Linked DNA regions of Homo sapiens: regions 1 and 2 are each linked to region 3. The links are chromatin contacts, found by Hi-C or POLR2A ChIA-PET in ENCODE. All regions are on one chromosome and are shown on one strand. The core of a region is the stretch at or near the end of the contact, and the rest is flanking DNA. Distances in the headings are between cores, read along the strand shown.

What was found. Hi-C counts contacts between places; a loop is a spot of excess contacts on that map. ChIA-PET counts read pairs that join two places held with the same protein, here RNA polymerase II (POLR2A). Pooled maps may share reads with other maps.
Region 1: a map of PC-9 shows a loop between it and region 3 (11-fold over the local background). The contact joins the promoter of DAB2IP here to the enhancer-like site in region 3. A Hi-C loop is called at or near these places in 6 of 168 maps with a recorded cell type or tissue (PC-9, aorta, ascending aorta and 3 more) and 5 of 50 pooled maps. POLR2A ChIA-PET finds 5 or more read pairs at or near these places in 2 of 52 experiments (H1 and activated T-cell).
Region 2: a map of heart right ventricle shows a loop between it and region 3 (5-fold over the local background). The contact joins two enhancer-like sites. A Hi-C loop is called at or near these places in 53 of 168 maps with a recorded cell type or tissue (CD14-positive monocyte, Caco-2, HCT116 and 30 more), 1 of 37 single-sample maps with no recorded cell type and 33 of 50 pooled maps. POLR2A ChIA-PET finds 5 or more read pairs at or near these places in 10 of 52 experiments (AG04449, AG04450, Caco-2 and 5 more).

The regions. Positions count from the first base shown.
Region 1 is chr9:121,650,316-121,653,015 of GRCh38, forward strand. DAB2IP (DAB2 interacting protein) reads left to right here and starts at 1,319. Exons shown (of 16, transcript NM_001395010.1): 1 at 1,319-1,584. The coding sequence starts at 1,461.
Region 2 is chr9:121,549,350-121,552,049 of GRCh38, forward strand. All of the region lies in intron 1 of LOC107987016 (a long non-coding RNA gene), which reads right to left. Among named protein-coding and RNA genes, the nearest start is that of GGTA1, 51 kb to the left of the region's middle. Within about 2 kb of position 1,287, at least 2 of the 41 ENCODE cell types and tissues checked have a DNase peak (open chromatin) inside an H3K27ac peak, as active enhancers do; they include gastrocnemius medialis and heart right ventricle, where a contact is called at or near this core.
Region 3 is chr9:121,597,313-121,600,012 of GRCh38, forward strand. It overlaps a transcript of DAB2IP not described here. Among named protein-coding and RNA genes, the nearest start is that of DAB2IP, 53 kb to the right of the region's middle. RefSeq lists enhancers at 254-1,221, 1,222-2,187. Within about 2 kb of position 1,347, at least 27 of the 41 ENCODE cell types and tissues checked have a DNase peak (open chromatin) inside an H3K27ac peak, as active enhancers do; they include PC-9, ascending aorta, gastrocnemius medialis and 1 more, where a contact is called at or near this core.

The DNA of each region.
Region 1 (2,700 bases), core at 69-2,568, 53 kb after region 3:
TTCCAGCTGTGAGACAGGCTCCGCAGGACTAGGGACCCTCCCCGCTGGCTGAGAGCGCTAGGGAGGGGGCTTCCCCTGTGAGGTGCAAAACCCGGCCTGGATTTCTGCCCAGACGGCCCCGCCCACTCCAGGGCCCCACCTTCCCCACTGTTCTGGAGGAAGATCCCCTAGCCGGCCTCAGGCACTTGCGGTGACTCACACCCCCCACCCCTAAGTCTGAATGTTGAGAGCCCCAGGCTAAGACCACTTGCCTCTGCCACTTTCCATGTGACTGAGGCAAGACCTCCTTGCCAAGGCCTCAGTTTCCCCCTCTGTACTTCAAAGGAGGCAGCTCAGGCAGGTGTCTTAATAATTTAAACGACGAATATTGCTAAAGAGATAAGGGGCGGGGAGAGAGAGAGATCACTGTGGGCCATGGTTAGGGAAGGGTGGAGGAGCTGGGTCCTGAAAGGGTGGACTTTGGTCGGGTGGAGAAAATAGCCAAGAAGGCAGTCCCTGCTGGCAGCACAGCAAAGAGAAGTGAGAATTAGGGGGAGCAGAGGTGAGGCTGGAGGGGACTTTGGTTGGGGCAAGATTATTTGGGGTCCAAATAACAAGGATGTTTAGACGTATTGCCATTGTGCTCTGGGGAGCCACGGAAAGCTCTTGAGCTGAGGAGTGACTTGGAGAAAGTTTTTCAGCCAATGCAATAGAGGGAGTTGGTACCTTTCCTTCTGCCACCCTGAGTTTCTGGTGCCTACGGTAGGGTAGGGATTGTTCTGCCCTGCCTTCAGTGCTTTGAGTGCTTGAAACAGACACCGTAATTTTAATTACATAAAAATGATACGTGTATCAGACGGGACAACCTTTAAAACGTAAAGAAGAGGCAAGTATCCTGCATCACAGGGGAGTCTTTCAACCTGGCTGGGCCAGGGCCTGCGGAGCAGTGAGGGTCGTTTCTCAGCCCAGCGAGCCTGGGGCAGGAACGGACCCTAATTGAAGGTGACCGTCCCCAAGCATGCGTCCTACCCCGGGCTCCGGAGAGCGCACAAGCAGGTGTGCACCGTCTACCCGCGCTGGCGGGATTGGGTGCCTGGTGCGCCCTCAGGTCGACGGTCGAACCCTCGGGGGCGGGGGTGGGAGCCAGAACCCTCGGGACGACCCGTCTGGGGTCCCGGGGAAACTCCGGGCCGCCTCGCCCCGCCGATTCCAGGCCGGGATTTCTCCCGCACTGACTTTCCGGGCCGGTGCCAGCCCGGCCTCCGGGTCCCCAGCCCCCGCCGCGGGGCCGGCTGCTCGGGGAGCGGGAGGGGGCAGGAGGCGGAGGAGGAGTTTGAGCGACTTTGTGGGGCAGCCAGGGCCTCGGCGGCCGCTCGGGCGAGCGCGGGAGAACGCGTGGGCGCCCGCCGGGCTGTCCGGAGCGGCCGATGGGGCCCGTGTGAGCGCGCCCAGGCCCGGCCCGGTGCCCGGCGGGCGGCAGCATGTCCGCGGGCGGCAGCGCCAGGAAGAGCACCGGGAGGTCCTCCTACTACTACCGGCTGCTGAGGCGGCCCCGGCTGCAGCGACAGAGGAGCCGCTCCCGCAGCCGGACCCGGCCTGCCAGGGGTAGGCGCCACCCCGACCCCTGACCCCTAGACCCTCCTAAGGCCACTAAGCCACCTGATGCCCTGGGATGCTAGGGACCGGGATCCTCCTTCCAGCCATTTGCCGGGGGTTTCCTCATCCGCCCCTTCCTGAGTCTGCCGGACCCCCCATTCCCCCAGCTTCTGCTTAGTCCTCCTCTCGCCGGGGGAAGCCGAGGCTCTAGGGTCTCCTCTTAAGCCAGGGACAGGGAGAGGGGAGCCTGGAATCTTTCTCCGCATCTCAGATCAGACCTCCTACCCCACTGTGCCTCAGTTTACTCAGCAGCCGGGCAATAAAGTAACCCAGGGTGGATCTGAGCTTTCCCACACCTTGCCTTCCCAGCCCAGGCCGCGGACTTCTTTCTTCCCTTTCCAGGAACTTAACGGGCTCCCCACCTCTTGGGTGCTAGGACAAGTGGGTGGACCTCAGGGAAGGAACCGTGACCCCTCGAGCGGGTGGGCGCCAGCTCCTTTGCAAAGTTTCTCTCCATCAAGCTCAGGAGGCAGGACGAGACGGAGGGGGAGGTGCGAGCAGCATTTTCTTTTTCCAGTAACAGGATCCTCGGCTGGAAATGCGTGTGATCCCGGGGGCTGCGTTTGGGCGGGTGGTGGCCGGGACTTCCTTCCCTGGCTGAGTAGGAGGGAGGGAAGCCCCTGGGAGGAGGAGGCCTTCAAAGGGGCTCTGGGGAGGCTGGAGTCCTAGGCAGAGGTTCAGGCCCACCGAGGGTGCCCGTGGGGTGGAAGGGAGGAGAAAGACGGCGCCTTAGCAGGGACCTGGGCCGAGTTGACACCATCAGGTTATCTTGAAAGTGGGAAGCCGGGCCCTGTGCCAACAAATGCCATGCAGGGAATCTGGTAGACCAAGAGGGGCCACATTCCCACCCTGCAGGCTGCCGTTGTGTGACCTGGGCTGAGCTGCCTCTGAACTTCAGTTTTCTTGTCGGTGTGAGGGTAAATGAAGCAGGCAGGTAGTGTTCGGTTGCTTCCACCAGAATGGGGAAGACTTTTCCCACAGTCAGGTCTGAGTAGCACTGTGCAGTCCAGGGCTTCCTCAGGAAGTAGTGAGTTCCCTGTGCACAGAAGGGTTCAAGCTGAGGCT
Region 2 (2,700 bases), core at 37-2,536, 48 kb before region 3:
TTTGTCCAAAAAAAAAAAAAAAAAACCCACCAAAACAAACAAAAAAACCCATATAATCCATAATAAGGTGAGAAAGGAGGGAAAAATATATTTTTAAAAGAAACTTCAGGGTAATTAAAATGTTCTTAAATTGGACGGTGGGCACACAGTGTCCCACTTCAACCTGATTCATATACTGCACGTATATTAAATAAATTTTTTTTTTCCAGATGGAGTCTTGCTGTGTTGCCAGGCTGGAATGCAGTGGGGCGATCTCAGCTCACTCACTGCAACCTCCGACTCCCTGATTCAAGCAATTCTCCTGCCTCAGCCTCCCGAGTAGCTGGGATGATGGGCACATGACACCATGCCCAGCTAATTTTTGTATTTTTAGTAGAGATGGGGTTTCACCATGTTGGCCAGGATGGTCTCGATCTCCTGACCTCATGATCCGCCCACCTCGGCCTCCCAAAGTGCTGGGATTACAGGTGTGAGCCACCAAGCCCAATCTAAATAAATATTCTTTTCTCCGAACTCCACAGTTGATAAAAATGTTTAAAAAGCAAAGCAAGTGGCAGAACATTAGGCATATGCAATATGACCTCATTTGTGTGTGTGTGAATATATATATATATATATATATACATATACATATATTCTTTCTGTTGAAGAAAATCTGGGCTGGGCATGGTGGCTCATGCTTGTAATCCCAGCACTTTGGGAGGCTGAGGCAGGAGGACTGCTTGACCTCAGGAGTTTGAGACCAGCCTGGGCAACAGAGTGGGACCCTGTCTCTACAAAAATAATAATGAAAAAACTACCTACATATGGTGGTGCGTGCCTGTAGTACCAGTTACTTGAGAGACTGAGGTGGGCGGATCGGTTGACCCAGGCAAGTGGAGGCTGCAGTGAGCCATGACCGCTCCGCTGCACTCCAGCCTGGGCGACAGAGCTAGACCCTGACTTAAAAAAAAAAGAAGCCAGAAAAATAATCTGAAGCCTGTTTGCCAAAATGCAATCAGAGGTTGTGGTGGGATGGAATTCTGCAGGGAAGCTGCCCATGCCTGCCTTTTTCTATAGTCCATGGAGTTTGCATGTTGTTTTCAGGAAGTATATTATTACTTAATAATTACAAGTCACAAACAGGCCGCAAATATGTTTCCGTTTTGAAAAAATTAATTTGAAACTATGTGATGAGAATAGGATCGATGGCTGCCGTGGGGTCCCCAACGCCTGCCGATCCCGCGGTGTCCTCCGCTCTCCCCAGCACCAGCACCTCCAGCTGAGCGCCCCGACCACCTGCCGTCGTGACCACCTCGCCCACACGGTGGCGCTGCGGGGACAGCCCAGCCTCTCCAGGCTCCGAGGGCAGGGGACTGTTGTGGCAGGGAGGGGGCGGCGTGTCTTCGGGACCTGATTGATTTCTTTGGCCTCCCGCCGACAGCCTTACCAGGTGGCATCCGGAGCGCACGCTGGCAGCCAGTCAGTCGCCTCCGTGGGTAGCTCCGGAGCATTCACGCGGTGGTGCCGCCCAGCCCACCTCCCCCCACCGGAGTCAAATGGGCTCGTGTCTCCTGGCGACAAGACTGGATTCCCAGAGCAGGCCTGGAGGGCTCTCACGGCACTTGTTAGGACAGGCTTGGGGCCTGCCTCCAGAGGACCTTAGGTTCGGGTCCTTGGGGGAGTGCAAGCCGTGTTGACCCACCTCACGCGTCAAGGGAACTACAGAGGAGGGAGAGGGGGGTCTTGCCTGGGCCCCTCTGGGCTGAGGTTGAGTGTTTCTGATCTGTCTCTGAATTCTCCCACATGCAAATCTGAGCAAGCCACTCCCTGCTTAAGACACGCAATGGCTCCCTATCGCCCTCAGGAGAAGGTCCAAGTCCCTAAGCCTGACTCCTGAGGTTCCTTACCACCGCCAACACCCAATGCTCCATCTCACTTAATCCCTTCATTCCCTTAAACCTGTCAGGCACTTTCTTACCTCTGAGGTTCCCACATGCCATTCCCATTCACTCAAACACCTTTTCACTCCTTTTTCTTCTTGGCTAACTCTGACTCATCCTTCAGACCTATAGTTTAAATGTTGCCTCCTCCCGGAAGCACCCCCCTGCCGCCCAGCCCCCAAAGGTCCCCCAGGCTTCCCTTTCTCAACATCACATGGAGTCTCGCTGTGTCACCTAAGCTGGAGTGCAGTGGTACGATCTCTGCTCACTGCAACCTCTGCCTCCCAGGTTCAAGCGATTCTCCTGCCTCAGCCTCCCAAGTAGCTGGGATTACAGGTGCACACCGGTTAATTTTTGTATTTTTAGTAGAGACGAGGTTTTGCCATGTTGGCCAGGCTGGTCTCGAACTCCTGACCTCAACTGATCCTCCTGCCTTGGCCTCCCAAAGTGTTGGGATTACAGGCGTGAGCCACCACGCCCAGGCTTCACACTTGATTCTAATGATGGGTTTATTGCCTGCCTCTTTCATTGGACGGTGGCCTCAGGAGGGCAGGGGTCTGTCTTCCTGGGTCATTACTGCTCTCTCAGGGCCAGGACCATGCAGCACTCAGCAGGTGCTCCATACATTGCTGTGCCATGAGCGAATGTTCGTGACCATACCTCTCCTGGTGGTGGGTGCTTGAGGGGTGTGCAAAGACACTCGGTGGCCTCTGGGTAGGTGGAGGTGGCAGGGACGAGGCACAGTTACCACAGCCTGTCTAAGGAACCACTGGGCTTC
Region 3 (2,700 bases), core at 97-2,596:
TCATCTTTTACTAATATGGACATTCTATTGCTCTAGCACCATTTATAGAAAAGTCCACCCTTCTCCCACTGACCTGCAGGGCCATCTCTGCTACATATCAAGTTTCCATACCTGTATGGGTCAATTTTTGCAGCCTCTATTCTAGTCCACTGGCCAATTTATCTACCCTTGGGCTAATACCAGATGCTGTGATTGTACATTTTGGGGTCCTTAGCACCTCCTCTCTCGAATTAGAGGAGTGCTAGTGACTTCCTGAGAGTAGAAACTTGTGTTCACCTTTGCAGCTCTCTCATCACGTTTTACATGAACATCTACATAATGCTTTTGTTTACAAAAGGATTTCTTGCATACTATCTCTTGGAGTTCTAAAACTCCCTTTTTGCAGAAGATAAAACTGAGGCAGAAGGTAAAACTGAGAAGATAAAACAGAGGTAAGATGATTTGCCAAGGTCGCACAGCCAGAAAGTGTTGGATTAGGGGTTCTATAAGATTTCAAAGCCACCCTGTGCATCCATCGCATATGCTCCGAAGACTTCCACTGACCCTGGTATCGGATTTCACTCCTTCCTGCCTTCATTCAACAAGTAGCTCCTGAGTGATGACCGTGCCAGCTTCTGGTGGGTGCTGGGGCTGAGACCCCATTTCTGGGAGGCTCTTCCCAGTGCTGGAGACCGGTGGGAAGGGTGAGACAGTAGATGGACATTTTATGGGACATCGTCTGCGGCTTGGCATCAGCATCAAGTCGCGCCAGGTTTCAGAGCCAATTTAAAGAGCCCCATTTTTGGCGTGCAGTTGGGCCCAGGCGCTGTCTTCAGAGAGGACGCTGGCTTCCCCCTGGAATTACAGGCGTCCTCCCGCCCTCCCGCCTCGAGAGGCAGGAATGCGAAGGATCAGCTTTCAGCAGAGCTCCGGCTGCCGTTCGGGGAGTTCACCGTGCAGGCCCGTCCCCAGCGGCCGAATTAACTGGTTCTGTCTGTACGACTGGGAGAGCAGCTCTCGCTAAAAATAGCGCCCTGCCCAGCTCGACCTGCGAGCCGCCGTTGGATTCTGAGCCGGGACGGCTCAAGGAGCCGGGAGCCCTGCACACCCCTCACCCCGGGCCTGGCCCGGGACCGACCACGGAGGCGGAGGCCGCGGGCACCGCGCTGGCCCCACAGGTGCCGCGGAGGGTGGCAGGCCCGCTGGCCGAGGCACTGCCGAGGCCGTCCGAGATGGGAGCTGGCGGTGCCTCCTTCCGCGCCCTCGCCTGGGCCTCCCTGCCCCTGCTGGGGCCTCCAGCCTGCGCGCTCTGCGAGGACACGCTCTGCTGCGGAGGTAAGGCCGTGCGCCTCCAGGCGCGCCCTCGCCCTACGCGGGCACTTGCCCGGGGCCTGTTTCTCCTCCTTGGCCCCAGATCCGCGACTGGCGGCAAGGTGAGGACGAACACAGGCATCCGCGTAGGGCTGGGAAAAGGAGGCAGGAGCTCTCAGCAAACCCACCTTTAGCTGGAAAACGTCGCTGTCCCGCCACCACGGTCCGAAAAGCGTTCGCCCCGCTCTGGCCTCAGTGTGCCTATCTGGGAAATGGGTCAATAAGATAGTCACGCTTTAATATTCAGTCACGCTTGCTGAAGCGGGTCGCAGACGTTCGCGGGACGTTCCCTCCAGCCAGCTGGAGTCCTCGGGAGTTTCTGTTGGTGGGAGTGCTGGGGTGCCTTCCCTGTGACACCCCGCACTGTCCCCTTCCCAAGCTCTAGTTCCCCCCATTAGTCCCCGGCTCCTGAGGTTGGAGATCCACGCAGGGCGCACATAAAAGTTTAAGGGGTCAGCGGATGCGGGAAGATTCTAGCGGGAAGGGGAGCTGTAGGGTGGAAGAGGGATAAGTAAAGCAAAGTCGCGGCCCACTCCTCGGTCCCGTACCCTCATAGCGCCGAAACGGAAGCAGAGGTTATCTCTGGACTCCTGGAGGCCTGGGGACTCCGGGAGGGGAGGGGGCGTGTGGTCCCGCCGGCATCTCGGGCCGGCACCAGGCTGGGGAGCGTGTGCTCGGAGCGGAGGGCCTCGGCTCTGCCCAGTCCGGCCTGGGCGGGGCGGTGGTGGGGAGGTCGATTGACCAAACAGGTGCGCCCCCGCCCCTCTGCTCCCCGCCCGCGCTGGGTCCCGGGCCTGGCGGGCGGAGCTGTGGGCGGCTGGGCCTGCGATTGGCAGGGCTGGGCAGGCCGGGTGGCCGCGGGAGCCCGGGAGCCGTAGAGCGGCGGCGCCGGGGGAGGCGCGGAGCCGGCCGTAGCGCGCTCCTGCCTGGCCAGCCGCCTACTCCGCCCGCCCCGCTCCACTCGGCCCAGCTGGCGCGAAGGAAACTTTCCTGCAGCCGCCCGGCGACACCGCGACTCCGCCGCTTCGCAACCCTGGCCCTGGGCCGCTCAGGCTCCGGAGCCTTTGGGATGGCAGCGCCCAGCGGCCCGGCCCGCGCGTAGAGGTAAAAGCTGGGGGCCGCGGCTCAGGTGGAGGGGGGCTCGGTGGTTTGCCGGGATCCGAGCGGCATCCCGGGTTCGAGAGGATCCGGGGGCTCCGATGCGAGGTGTTGGGGTAGGGGACTGAGGAATGGGCGGCGACTTTGCTTTATTTACCCCGCTTTTCCCCTACAGTCCCCTCTCCCGCAAGGAAATCTGCGCGATGCATTGAGCCTTTAAACTTTCCTGTGCGCCCTGCCCAGATCTCGACC